Regions from separate parts of the Homo sapiens genome. Here all the other regions are linked to region 2. A link is a contact called in ENCODE Hi-C or POLR2A ChIA-PET data. All regions are on one chromosome and are shown on one strand. The core of a region is the stretch at or near the end of the contact, and the rest is flanking DNA. Distances in the headings are between cores, read along the strand shown.

The links. A loop is a pair of places that touch in the nucleus more often than their neighbours do. ChIA-PET counts read pairs that join two places held with the same protein, here RNA polymerase II (POLR2A). Pooled maps may share reads with other maps.
Region 1: a loop to region 2 is called in a pooled map, with 4 times the contacts of the local background. The contact joins two enhancer-like sites. A Hi-C loop is called at or near these places in 3 of 168 maps with a recorded cell type or tissue (IMR-90, endothelial cell of umbilical vein and esophagus muscularis mucosa), 2 of 37 single-sample maps with no recorded cell type and 20 of 50 pooled maps. POLR2A ChIA-PET finds 5 or more read pairs at or near these places in 2 of 52 experiments (GM12878 and activated T-cell).
Region 3: a map of ascending aorta shows a loop between it and region 2 (13-fold over the local background). The contact joins the promoter of LINC01058 here to the enhancer-like site in region 2. A Hi-C loop is called at or near these places in 5 of 168 maps with a recorded cell type or tissue (A673, aorta, ascending aorta and 2 more) and 8 of 50 pooled maps. POLR2A ChIA-PET finds 5 or more read pairs at or near these places in 2 of 52 experiments (AG04450 and OCI-LY7).
Region 4: a map of mammary epithelial cell shows a loop between it and region 2 (6-fold over the local background). The contact joins two enhancer-like sites. A Hi-C loop is called at or near these places in 2 of 168 maps with a recorded cell type or tissue (PC-9 and mammary epithelial cell) and 13 of 50 pooled maps. POLR2A ChIA-PET finds 5 or more read pairs at or near these places in 3 of 52 experiments (AG04449, OCI-LY7 and WTC11).

What each region holds. Positions count from the first base shown.
Region 1 is chr13:30,394,285-30,397,242 of GRCh38, forward strand. No RefSeq gene overlaps it. Among named protein-coding and RNA genes, the nearest start is that of LINC00426, 22 kb to the left of the region's middle. Within about 2 kb of position 1,312, at least 40 of the 41 ENCODE cell types and tissues checked have a DNase peak (open chromatin) inside an H3K27ac peak, as active enhancers do; they include IMR-90 and endothelial cell of umbilical vein, where a contact is called at or near this core.
Region 2 is chr13:30,864,470-30,867,529 of GRCh38, forward strand. No RefSeq gene overlaps it. Among named protein-coding and RNA genes, the nearest start is that of LINC00545, 17 kb to the right of the region's middle. Within about 2 kb of position 1,367, at least 29 of the 41 ENCODE cell types and tissues checked have a DNase peak (open chromatin) inside an H3K27ac peak, as active enhancers do; they include IMR-90, ascending aorta, endothelial cell of umbilical vein and 1 more, where a contact is called at or near this core.
Region 3 is chr13:30,420,848-30,423,665 of GRCh38, forward strand. LINC01058 (long intergenic non-protein coding RNA 1058) reads right to left here and starts at 1,397. Exons shown (of 2, transcript NR_125771.1): 1 at 1,370-1,397. It overlaps UBE2L5 (ubiquitin conjugating enzyme E2 L5), which reads left to right and starts at 1,646. Exons shown (of 4, transcript NM_001355247.2): 1 at 1,646-1,830. RefSeq lists silencers at 699-878, 1,319-1,608.
Region 4 is chr13:30,571,531-30,574,440 of GRCh38, forward strand. It overlaps a transcript of HMGB1 not described here. Among named protein-coding and RNA genes, the nearest start is that of USPL1, 45 kb to the right of the region's middle. Within about 2 kb of position 1,646, at least 9 of the 41 ENCODE cell types and tissues checked have a DNase peak (open chromatin) inside an H3K27ac peak, as active enhancers do.

The sequences.
Region 1 (2,958 bases), core at 62-2,561, 470 kb before region 2:
CCACTCTGTCACCCAGGCTAGAGTGCAGTGGCGCAATCTCAGCTCACTGCAACCTCTGCCACCCGGGTTTGAGCAATTATCTTGCCTCAGCCTCCCGAGTAGCTAGGATTACAGGCACACACCACCATGCCCAGATAATTTTTTTTGTATTTTTAGTAGAGATGGGGCTTCACCATGTTGGCCAGGCTGGTCTCGAACTCCTGATCTCAGCCTCCTAAAGTGCTGAGATTACAGGCGTATTTTAGCTTTTTGAAGAGGGTAGGATGGAGAAAAAGATGAAGAGGGAGAAAACCAAACTTCCTAACTAAATTTTGTGAAATAATTATATTTCAGTGACACAGTGAAATTCTTTGTATGGTTGTTCTTTCTGAAAAGAGCGAAATGAAATAGGATTGAGAATCCTGACTATACCAATAGATTTTCTTTTAAGGCTGCGTCTGTTCTGCAGTGTTTGGGTAAAGCACTTTCTGTGCATTGTGAAATAAAACACGCCTAGATTGTTAAAAAAAAAAAAAAAAGGCTGTCAATTTTCCGTTAAAGCCTTTTATCTGTACTTTACCCCTTCCCTCCAGCAGATTCTAAACTCTTCATTCACACCCACTATTGTCACTTCCACACTAAATTAAACAAACTCAGTTCGATCACTGCAGTTTTTGGAAGCACAAAGTAACACTATACAAGTTAGAGAAAGTGAAAGAACTTCTTTCTAAATTCAAACGGCTGAACAAGGAAACATTCAGGTAGGCAGAGTCCTTGCAGTTTCTGTTCTTACCACAGAAAAACTTAAAGAAGCCACATTCTGGATGTTGTTTTTCATGTTAACAAAAAGTCCAGACGGACCCCATAGCTCACAGTGCTTCTTCTCACCCCTCGCCCCTCCCCAAACTCCATCGACCCAGAAGCATTAATTTCATAAGGAAGAGAAAACTTGGCTTTCTACTAAATTCAGCTCTGAATTCAGCCCTCCATTTCCCAAGGGCTAGGACCCAGAGCCAAGTCAGCCCGCCCCTCCCTCTCGCTCCCAGACCTGAGCTGCGGATGCTGCAGCCCAGCACTCCTCCAGGTTTGGAAAAGGCGGCTACGCTGGGCAAGTTTGGAAAGTTCTGGGAGAAGAGCGAAAGGAGGGAGTGTGTGTTGGCTCTTTTCCTTTCCTTGGAAAGCACTTAACAAGAATGACACCCTACCCCCACATCAAATGCCTTCTCTTGCAGTCCTGGTTGTTTTATAAAAACTGAGTTCGTGTCTTTAATGCCAGGATTTTCTTCCTGGTAGTAAGCATTGGCTAATGATTGCCAGTCGGCTTCTGCGTCTGTGTGCCATGTGACCTGGACACGTGACTTGGAGCCGGCTGTGGTTGTTACTTGTATTTGAATAAGAAGATCAAGCTTATTATTGCAGTAAAAGCCTGTGGGACTTGTCTGTGCAACGTGATTCCCCAGGCGGGTTACACAACGCACCGTACAGCCTCGTCTTCCAGAGGCTCCAGTTGTTTCGTAAGGTAAAACAAACACGATTTTATATTTTCCAAAGTGAAAGTCCATTTTCCCCCTGGAAAGTGTCTGATGATCCTGGAAAAAGATGAAGCCTAGTTTCTCCAAACCCTGTTAGTCCCCTTGGTACAGTAAGGTAGAACTACTGCCCAGCACACAATTAGAGAAAAAAAAACAAATCCAGTCTCCTTTTCAAATAAAGATTTAGGATTGACGTTAGAGAAAAAAACATCCAGTCTCCTTTTCAAATAAAGATTTAGGATTGATGTTAGAGAAAAAAACAGATCCAGTCTCCTTTTCAAATAAAGATTTAGGATTGATGTTAGAGAAAAAAACAGATCCAGTCTCCTTTTCAAATAAAGATTTAGGATTGATGTTAGAGAAAAAAACAGATCCAGTCTCCTTTTCAAATAAAGATTTAGGATTGACGTTACCTTTTACTATTTCCCCTTCTCCCTTCCTAAAAAGTCTTCAAGATATGCTCTTATCTACCTATAAAGAATTTACACTAAAAATGACGTTTTTAAATTTAAAATTTAAATGGCACGTTCATTTTGCGATTTTTTTCCCTTAGATTTCTACAACATTAATAGTTAAATTTTTATTGTCCACATACCCTGTAAAAGAGACATCAGAAGGATTCATCTTTTTGTAGGTGAGAAGAGCTGGATGTTCCCTTCAGGTTAGGATGTATGCGTGCATATATATATGCAAATATATGCAGATTTACCCCAGGAGGGCTTTTCCACGACCAAGAAGGTGACATCTTTACCATGCATGTTTTAATACTTTCCCCACCCCAATGCTGAAGAAGCCCTGCTATAATTTGCTTTCTTCTGCCTCTAAGGGTGATGACTCAACTACAGAGGCAAGATCAGGGAGGAACAATAGCTTTGGTTATCTCTAATGAGCGATCCAATAACCATCAAACCAGTGAGTTCTCTCAGCCCAAGGCTGGCGCCTCTGTGTGGAACCGCAAAGGGCACTTTTCTTTCTTTCTTTTTTTTTTTTTTTTAACTTTTATTTTAGGTTCAGGGGTACATGTGCAGGTTTGTTACACCGGCAAACTCATGTCACAGGGGTTTGTTGTACAGATTATTTCGTCATGCAGGTACTAAGCCTAGGACCAATTAAACATTAACTCTCCATTTTCCATTCCCCTACCCGCTGGTAACCACCATTCTGCTGTTGTCTCTAGACACTCATATAACTAGAGTCACATAGTATTTGTCCTTATGTGACTGACTTATTTCACTTAACATAATGTCTTAAAGATTCATCCATGTTGAAGCATATGTCAGAATATCCTTCCTTTTTTAAGGCTGGATAATATTCCATTGTATGTATACCACATTTTATCTATTCATCCATCCATGGACACTCGGGTTGCTTCTATCTTTTGGCCATTGTGAAGGATGCTGCTGTGAACCTGGGTATACAATTATCTGCATGAGTTCCTTTCAATTAT
Region 2 (3,060 bases), core at 117-2,616:
GGAGAGCGTGCATTCATTTCCTAATATGCCACGATCCTTGGGAAGATTTCTTTTGCTTTAGTTTGCTGTCAGGCCTGGAAGGGAAGGTGAAGTGGGGAGTCAGTGAGGAGGGGGCTGGGCCACCTGGTGGGATGTTGGGAACTATTTTCTGTGCAGAGGCCAAGGCTGGGGCTGGGGGTGGGACACATGGAAATCAAACATGTACTTCACAGTTTGGTCCTGGGCTGACCTGTTTATAATAAAAACATTTGGTTTGACTTCCACAGACTCCAAGCCATGACGTCAATGTTGATGCATTTCAGGCCACATTCCTTTTAGTCTCCGGAGAAGTTCTTTACAAAAAGCATGAAAGGTGGAATCAAATAGTTCCTGGGATCATCTCCAGTCTGAGACATCACATTTGCACTTTAAGCAAATGATTCAGATACTAAAATTCAAGCCCTAAATATGCCTTTTCAACTACAAACTAATTATTTGTGTCTAAATCAATGGACGGTGTCTCTTTAAATGTTCCCTTCATTCCTCATGCATGCTATAATCAGCAGATGGCCCTACCTTCCCCCACCACCCCCTTTTAAACAGACCCTTCTAATAGCTAATATCCTGCAGTGACCAAAGCCATTAGAAGGATTAAGCCATTACTATCCTGTCCAGCAAACACACAATGCTCACGGGGATTGCCTTTTTTTTTTATTTTTTGGTTGTTGTTTTTATGGATGAATCAGGGCCCAATGGTAGGCTGAAAATCAAAACAGGGAGGGCAAAGGGTTATAGTCATTCTTTTCAAGGACACCTCCCAAACAGCCTCAGGATTTGAGATTCCTTTGTTAGAATGACGGCAGATGTCAGCCTTGTGGCTAGTGCAAGCTCCGAAAGGACACAGTACGCAGACCTCTGTCCCTCGTTTCCTTAATATCTAATACTCATCCTTTCCAGAGCACCACTGTGGCTGTCTCGTTGCTCTGCCTGTCCACACAGGCCTGTTTGTGCTGTAACAGACAAGCAACCAGCAGCCCAGCCCAAAGCCACGTTGCAGGGCCCAGGACTGCTCTGAGACACTGCCACCCAGTGGCGCTTCTGAAGCATAACAGCACACAGAAAGGGAGCAGGGAACCCAGTTTTATAAGCATGGAGGGGGTAGGGGGTGCAAAAGCTGGCCTAGAATCGTGAGGCCGAGCTGCAGAAAAGCATGCTCCATGGCACGGAGGCAGGTAGCTAGTTTGGAGATGGCTAAATAGGGCAAGTGACAAAAAACACGAAGAAAGGCAGCTGGAATATAAAGAGAGGAATAAAGAAATGTAATGACATGGAAAGCGTGAGCAGTCTTTTCTAAATGGAAGAAATACGCACTTTCTCTAAGTGAGAGCTGGAGCGAGATGACCGAAAGATGAGTCAATGGAGCCCTTTTTTGGAGTTGGCCTCAGTTTGGATTACTCAGTATCTCACATGTCTGGGTTCTTAAGGATCCTTGAGCTTTGCTGACTTTGGGGAAGTCACTGTATTTCAGTTTTGTGACCCGAAGGGGCTGAGCTGAACCTCTAAACAGCTTCCCTGAGCCCTAACAGTGAGTATGTAATTAAATACCTGAGACGTTGAGTGAACAAGAAATGCAGAAATACAGAAAATGCAGGCTGTGAGCAATCCTTAAATCTTGTGTTTGACTTCAAAGTGCTGTAAGGGAGAACCTGAAAAATACATCCACTTACACCTTTGGTGGTTCAGGACTTGCCAGGAGAGTGCATGGAAGGGACCCCCATCCCACAGCGCATGGGTGACTCTACCCGCCATCTAACCTCCCTGAATCTCAGCAGCCAAGGCCAGTGCACTGAGATCTGCACCTCCAGCACTTTCAGTGTAGGGCGAGACAGGTTTAGAAGGAATTGGGCTTCTCTAAGATTGAAGCTAAACCAGAAGCTAATGGGTTAGTAATTTAATAGGTCTCCCTTTTCGGCAATATTTTCATTTTAAAAAGAAAACTTCTGTTAGAGGGCAAGTAATTCCAAAGAAATTAGATTCTGCTGGTTGAAACGTTAAGAATCCAGGCAGGCGGTGAGGGAAATTCGTTTCCCGGCTTCTCCAATCTAATCTGATAGTGCCCGTCTTGCCTCAGTCGTTAATACTTCTTGGGAAAAAGCATATGTGATCACTCTTTTAAAAACTGTTAGAATCACTTTCCTATCCAAGGTCTGAAAGAAGATTTGGGCTTAGGCTCCATTTGAAGAAATCCAGGTTGTATTTCCCCCAGCATTTAGGGTTTGATGGTTTCTGCTTATCTAAAGTGCTCACATTGCAAATATGAGCAGCAGGGCTGGGGATTTAAATTCTGTCTTGATGGGAATTTGAACTGAAATGCTCTGCCCACTGCCACTTTATAAGCTGGGAATCATCAAGCTAGCTACAAATACCTCGAGGGGTCCTTGCAGTTGCTCAACATAAATCAGCAAAATGACAGGCAATTGACTTTGAAGACAGCGCTCACATGGCTGAGTGGCTGGAGCTGCTGGAAGCAGATGAGGGCATTTTCCTGTAAACATGATTGTGATTAGCACCAGAGTAAATAGCGAATCGGGCTCTATCTGTCAGACTCCAGCCTGCTCTGGATTTTTCATTAGGTAGAAATCAACATGTGACTCAGTGCAGCAAAGTTGGCAATTATAAGAAATAAGTTTCTATTTCAACACCTGGTGAATACTTCTGATTTTCCTAGAAGGTAAGCAAGAAGGAAAGTTGATTTTGCCATGTTTTCATGTAGGGATAAAATAGGAGTGTGGGAATCAGTCCTTTCACTGCAAGAGCAATTCAGCTTCTAGTCCGTGCTCTGATGCTATCTAACAAAATGTCTGGCATAGCTCAGATTTTGGCTAAGTGGAAAGGTGCACGTTTGAAAGGTTGACCCTACCAGTGTCATCTGAGGTCACTAATTCATATGCCTAAAGAGCCCAGGAAGGTAACATCAGTAGGTAAGCTGGCTGGAGGGGCTGAGGCCAAGTGGAGTGTGCCGGCCCTGTCCAAGGAGGCAGGCTGACCCTGCTCCAGCATGGACTGTGGCCAACTGGGGCA
Region 3 (2,818 bases), core at 147-2,646, 440 kb before region 2:
AAAGCTGAACCCTTTTGTATTACGCCTCCCAAATACGAAGTTGTCCCATAGCATGAGTTTTGGAGTCCAAGGTTTGAGTCCTCGGTCGGCTGCAAAGAGCTGTGTGGTCATGGCCAAGTCACTTAGCCCATCCAGGTCTCAGTCTCCCGTGTGTAAAATGGGAGTAAGGAGGGCTCAATTGTTCTAAGGATTAAATGCAACCAAGTTGGCAAAGTTTTAGCACAGTGCCCACGTGTTAGCTGTTTATGGTGTGCCTGTTGTATGCCAGGCCTGCGCTGGAGACGCAGGCATTATGCTCCCTGCACATGGCCCATACCCACATCTCCTCTACACGCGCCCTCGCTGAGGCGCGGGTCCTACTGAAGATCCGGATAGTGATCATCCTTTCTGGCAGCATAAGTCCCGCCCCCTTTCCTTCCCTGGGCTTCTGTTGTCCAGGCTACCTTGGCGTTATCAAAGCTACTTGATCTTTACAGCCACTTCCCTCTGCACAGGCATCCAAATAGGAAATTCCGCTCTCAAGGAACCTTCTACCCATCCACCTGCCACCAGCACGAACCTGCTGTCTTGTTCTCTGGCCTCTCTCCCTCAGTCCCCTTTTGCGCCCTCATTTTCCTGTCTAAAATGAAACGGACCGCTGCCCTTTTTATCTGTACTAAGTTTCAGGAGCAGAATCTTCGTTAAACTGAGCAGAGCAAGAGCGCGCTGCCCACAGGGCTGGGGCGGGCGCACGGGCCCTTATGTAAGGCCGGGCCTTCCCGGGGAAGAGCGAAGGCTCCGGGAAGGGAAGCACGGGCGGCGGGGCCCGGCCTCGAGGACCGCCCCCAGGGCGGGGAGTGGTGTGAGCCGCGGCGCCGCCAGCAAACTTTCCTCCTCCGAATTCTTGACCGAGAGCCTTGGAACCACATTCTGCCCAAATCTGTACACGCCGGAGCCAGGGAGCCGCCCGCCGCCCGGGGAGCGGAGTGGGGAAAGAGGGGGTGGAGAAGGGACCGGGGAGGAGGTGGGGGAGGGCGGAGGAGGTGGTAAGGAGAGGAGCGGGGGGGAGGAGGAGGAAGGGGAGGAGGGAGAGGTGGGGCGGGGAGGAGGGAGAGGTGGGGCGGGGAGGAGGGAGAGGTGGGTCGGGAAGGAGGGGGAAGTGGGAGACCGGGGATGTGGGAGGGGAGAGAAGGAGGAGGTGGGAGAGGGGAAAGCGGGGAAAGGGGAAGGTGGGGCGGGCGGAGGTGGGGGTAGAAAGTGGGGAAGAGCGGGGATGGCAAGTTCCGCGGGTGGCGAGCGGCCCCAGGGAGCGGCGGGGGGGCGAAGCAAGTTCCTTAGTTTCTCCCAAGCCAGCCCGGGAGCTGTTGGACGAGTGGGAGCGCCTGGCTACCTGCAAGTCTTCGGGTTTCGCGAGCGCCGCAGAGCTTTTCTGCAGCCGCTAAATAAATAAATAACTACGGACGCCCGCCCCGCCCCGCCCCGCCCCGCCCCTCCCAGCCCAGCCCAGCCCAGCCCAGCCCAGCCCAGCCCCGCCCAGCGCAGCTCCCTGGCCGCGGCGGCGGTGGTGGCAGCGGTGGTGGCGGCTGCGGCGCAGGCAGGGCTGGGCGCTTGGGGAGCTCCGCGCGCGGGGCACTTCCCCGTGACCGGCGGCCGCGCAGCTCAGGGAACTCCGCTCCGTGAGGCTTCCGGGAGAGGGAAAGCTGTTCTCCTTTGATGCTCTTTGGTTTTACAGTGGAAAACTACAATTAAAAAAACATAGCCGTGAAAATAAATGAGATTAGAACCTGCTGGCTTCACTTCCTGGAGGCTTTTTGTTGTGTCTTGAAACTAGGATCTTTGCGGGTCATCCCTGTAAGTGCCTTTTTAATCCATTCACAAGGATGCTTGTGAGTCTCTGCTGCGTTTAACATCGGTCAGCGGGTGACATTGCATTAATTTGCTCTGGTGATGATTTCTGCTTTGCTAGGTTAGCATTGCCTCGCTTGGTGACACGTAATAAATGCACACACGTTGCAAAAATTAGGACACAGAGGGAGAGGCACCTTTTTAACTCTGTCAAAAAATAGATAAGAAAATCTCTTCTAAAGCGGTGCCAATATCGGGAAAATGGTTTATTATTTAGACTGTGGAGATATTAAAAACCACAACAAAACCTAATTAATTATTCCATAGCCATTCTACATAAAGTAACATGATAAAATCATTAAATAATAGCAATGACAAAACTCAGTTTGTTGTTCTAAACTTACTGCTTTAGAATGTTGTTTATCATGTCATGTATAGTAAATCACATATCTAGTTTTTGTGCATGTGTGTCAGAGACAGACAGACATGGATAACTTCTGCTCTGAAACACAGCAGGTTTAAGGCTTCTATACAGAGAAGTTCCATCTGGAAAATCTCCAAATACAATTACAATAAAGCAGATACAATATGGAGTGTTATTAAACTGGAGGTTCTTCCCCCGGAGAGTTTACTCTATTTTCCTTTAAAATAAACTAGGGCCGGGTGTGGTGGCTCAACGCCTGTAATCCCAGCACTTTGGGAGGCTGAGGCAGGAGGATCATTTGAGTCCAGGAGTTCAAGAGCAGCCTGGGCAACATAGTGAAACTCCATCTCTAAAAAAATACAGTATTAGCTGGGTGTGGTGGTGCACACCTGTAGTTCCAGCTATTAGGGAGGCTGAGACAGGAGGATGGCATGAGCCTGGGAAGTGAAGGTTGTAGTGAGCCAAGATAGCACCACTGCACTACAGCCAGACCTTGTCTCAAAAAAATAAAATAAACTGAAAGGCCGGGGAATCATATATTTAAAATTGGCCAGTGCTCATTAAAGATCA
Region 4 (2,910 bases), core at 396-2,895, 290 kb before region 2:
TGATCTGCCCGCCTTAGCCTCCCAAAGTGCTGGGATTACAGGCGTGAGCCACCGTACCCAGCCTAAATGGCCAAGTTTTATTATGGACAATTAAGCTGTAGAATAAAAATCTACTTTTAATAGCTGGCATAGTGCCTAGTGGTTTTGAAGCCACAAGCAGGTTTACAAAAAACATTTAAATCCATCTGAATCTACAGAAAACTAAGATTACCTAAGCAGAAAATGAAAATAGTTCAGGATTAAGGAAGATTAACAAATGAAGAGTATATGTATTTTAGAAGTATTACTTTATATTTTTATAGTATAATAATAATATTTACGTTCCTACACTTATAATGAGTTTCGTATATATATTAAAATAATTTAATGGATTAGTATGTTTATATTTGCTTTTAGTAAATTTGGTGTATGATAAACTCAGTTGTCTACATTGTGAGACTACACCTGAGGCAATTTCTGTGTTGATATATACCTGAATAGCAGATATTACTTGGGAGCAAATAAAATAGCTTCAGGCCTAATTTTGCAAGTTCATGATGGGAGAGTAAGCATGACTTCAAAGAACTGACTTTGAGTTAAAACTTGAAGAATGAATGTGACAACAGCAAGTATAAAACAATGCCAGGCAGAGGTGGGACTGTTCATGGGTATCAGGGTAAGTGTGTTGATAAATGCTCAAAGTAGGAAATACCTTTCTTCCCCCACACATGTCAGAAAATAACTGCAATAGAATGCAACGACATCTCAGAGATAAAGTGTTCAACTTAGCTCTCAGAGACCGTTCAGTTACATTTTGTAATGACATTGGAATTGATTGCATTTTGAAGGCAATTCTAAATGCAAAGTCTTCATTTTGTTGATAGAAGCTGGGTTATTTATTATGAAATTTCAAAAATTAAGTAAAATATCTAATTAGGATTATACCAGCAAAGGCAAATTTAGAATTCAAGACTTCATGATCCATGGTAAGATTATTTTAATGCAACTCTGCTAATTAACTGAAATTTCCTTTAACTCTCACATCTGCCTTTTACTTCTTAAGACATTTTTCTAGTATTTCACCAGAGCAAGATATCAGAAGGGTAAATCTCTTACCAATGAACTTTGCTAATTCTTAGTGACTCCGTTGACCCTGGTGTAAGGATCAGGAACAAAGTGAATGAAATACATTTTAATACATTTCTGCTTTCTCTAATTCCAAAGACCACTCTAAAGAATAAGTTATTTGTGGGTATTATCTGAAACTTGGGATTAAAAGAGACCGTGATTACCCTTCAGGGATTTTGGCAAAACTTAAGCCATTTCATCTGAAGAGCAAAGCAAGCCTCCCACACTCTTGGCTTATTCTCACAATTATCTAGATATCTAGCAACAAAACTCTTGAGTAGTTTGTTAACTACAGATGCCAAGGGCTGACAGTTTCACTTTCAGTTTTCAGAATATCTTTTGTTTCAGTGGTGTAAGCACACCATCAGAATCTCTACTATTTAAAATAATTAAGTTATAATTGTAACTTCCATTAGATGTAGTACTTAAAGGAATCTAGAAGACACAACTCATTAATTATAGGAATTTGACTGCAAATTCTTCTGGGGGGTCTGAATTGCAAAGGAGGCATCTTTGTAAGTCAGACTCAACTCATTACTCTGTGATGCAGGCTCCTCCAAATGGCAGCAGAAACGTATTACTCTCTAGAAACACTACAGTAGTGCTACAATTTCAGGGTTCTGTAGAGATAAGGACAAATTGACAGAAACACATTCTTAGAAGGACAGTATCATTTAAAATAAAAATACTGTCATAATTGTACACCAGGATAGCTTCTCCATAATAAATTCTTTATGATTTTCTGATTTTTAGAAATCAGAATTGAACTTTTTAATGTGAAAAAAATGAGAGAATTGTTTCAAAATAGGACCACATTTCTGTGTATAATTTTAAAAGTTTAAAAATATTTGATTAGTAGACTGATAAACTGAAACATTTTTGATAAGCTTTTCATTACATACAAACCATATAATTTGTAAAAAATTGGAAATTATTCAAAACTTCACATAACTAAAGTGACCAAATAAATACTGGAGAGGAAAGAAAAGGAGTCAAATGAATCTAGCATTTTCTTTTTTTTTTTTTTTTTGGAGAAAGGGTCTCACTGTGCCACCCAGGTGGGAGTGCAATGGCACGATCATGGCTCACTGCAGCCTCAACTTTATGGGCTTAGGTGATCCTCCCACCTCGGCCTCCCAAGTAGCAGGGACTACAGGCATGCGCCAACACGTCCAGCTAATTTTTTTGGTATTTTTTGCAGAGACGAGGTTTCACCAGGTTGCCGTGGCTGATCTGGAACTCCTGGTCTCAAGTGATCTACCCAACTCAGCCTCCCAAAGTGCTGGGATTACAGGCGTGAGCCACCGCACCCGGCCTAATCTAGCATTTTCTAAAAGGAAGGACCCAGCAGTGAACGGCAATATCAATAATCATGTTCAAGACTATCAGACATGCAAGCTGGGGATGAATGGGTGGAAGGGGAAAATGATGAATAAATGATGAACACAAGTATAGACCCAGTGGATTTGAGATGCCCAAGATGCCAGTGAGATATTCAAAGTTTAACTCAAAAGCCACTTCCCATATGAAATCCTGACAAACACTCCTACGTCCAACTGGAATTAATTTCTCTTCTGGGCTCCCACAGCACTCTGTATTTTTCTAATAGCATAACACTATTTTGTTTGTAGATATTTCTCTGATAGCATTACTATCTTTCCTCTTTATCACAACTGTTTGAAGTTCTTTTGCCTCTTGCATCCACTGTTGCCCAATCCCACTGCTGGAAGGCTCATCTTATTAAGTTCTGTATTCCTAGTGCTAACACACTGTCTACCATAGATGATGTTCAATAAATGGTTG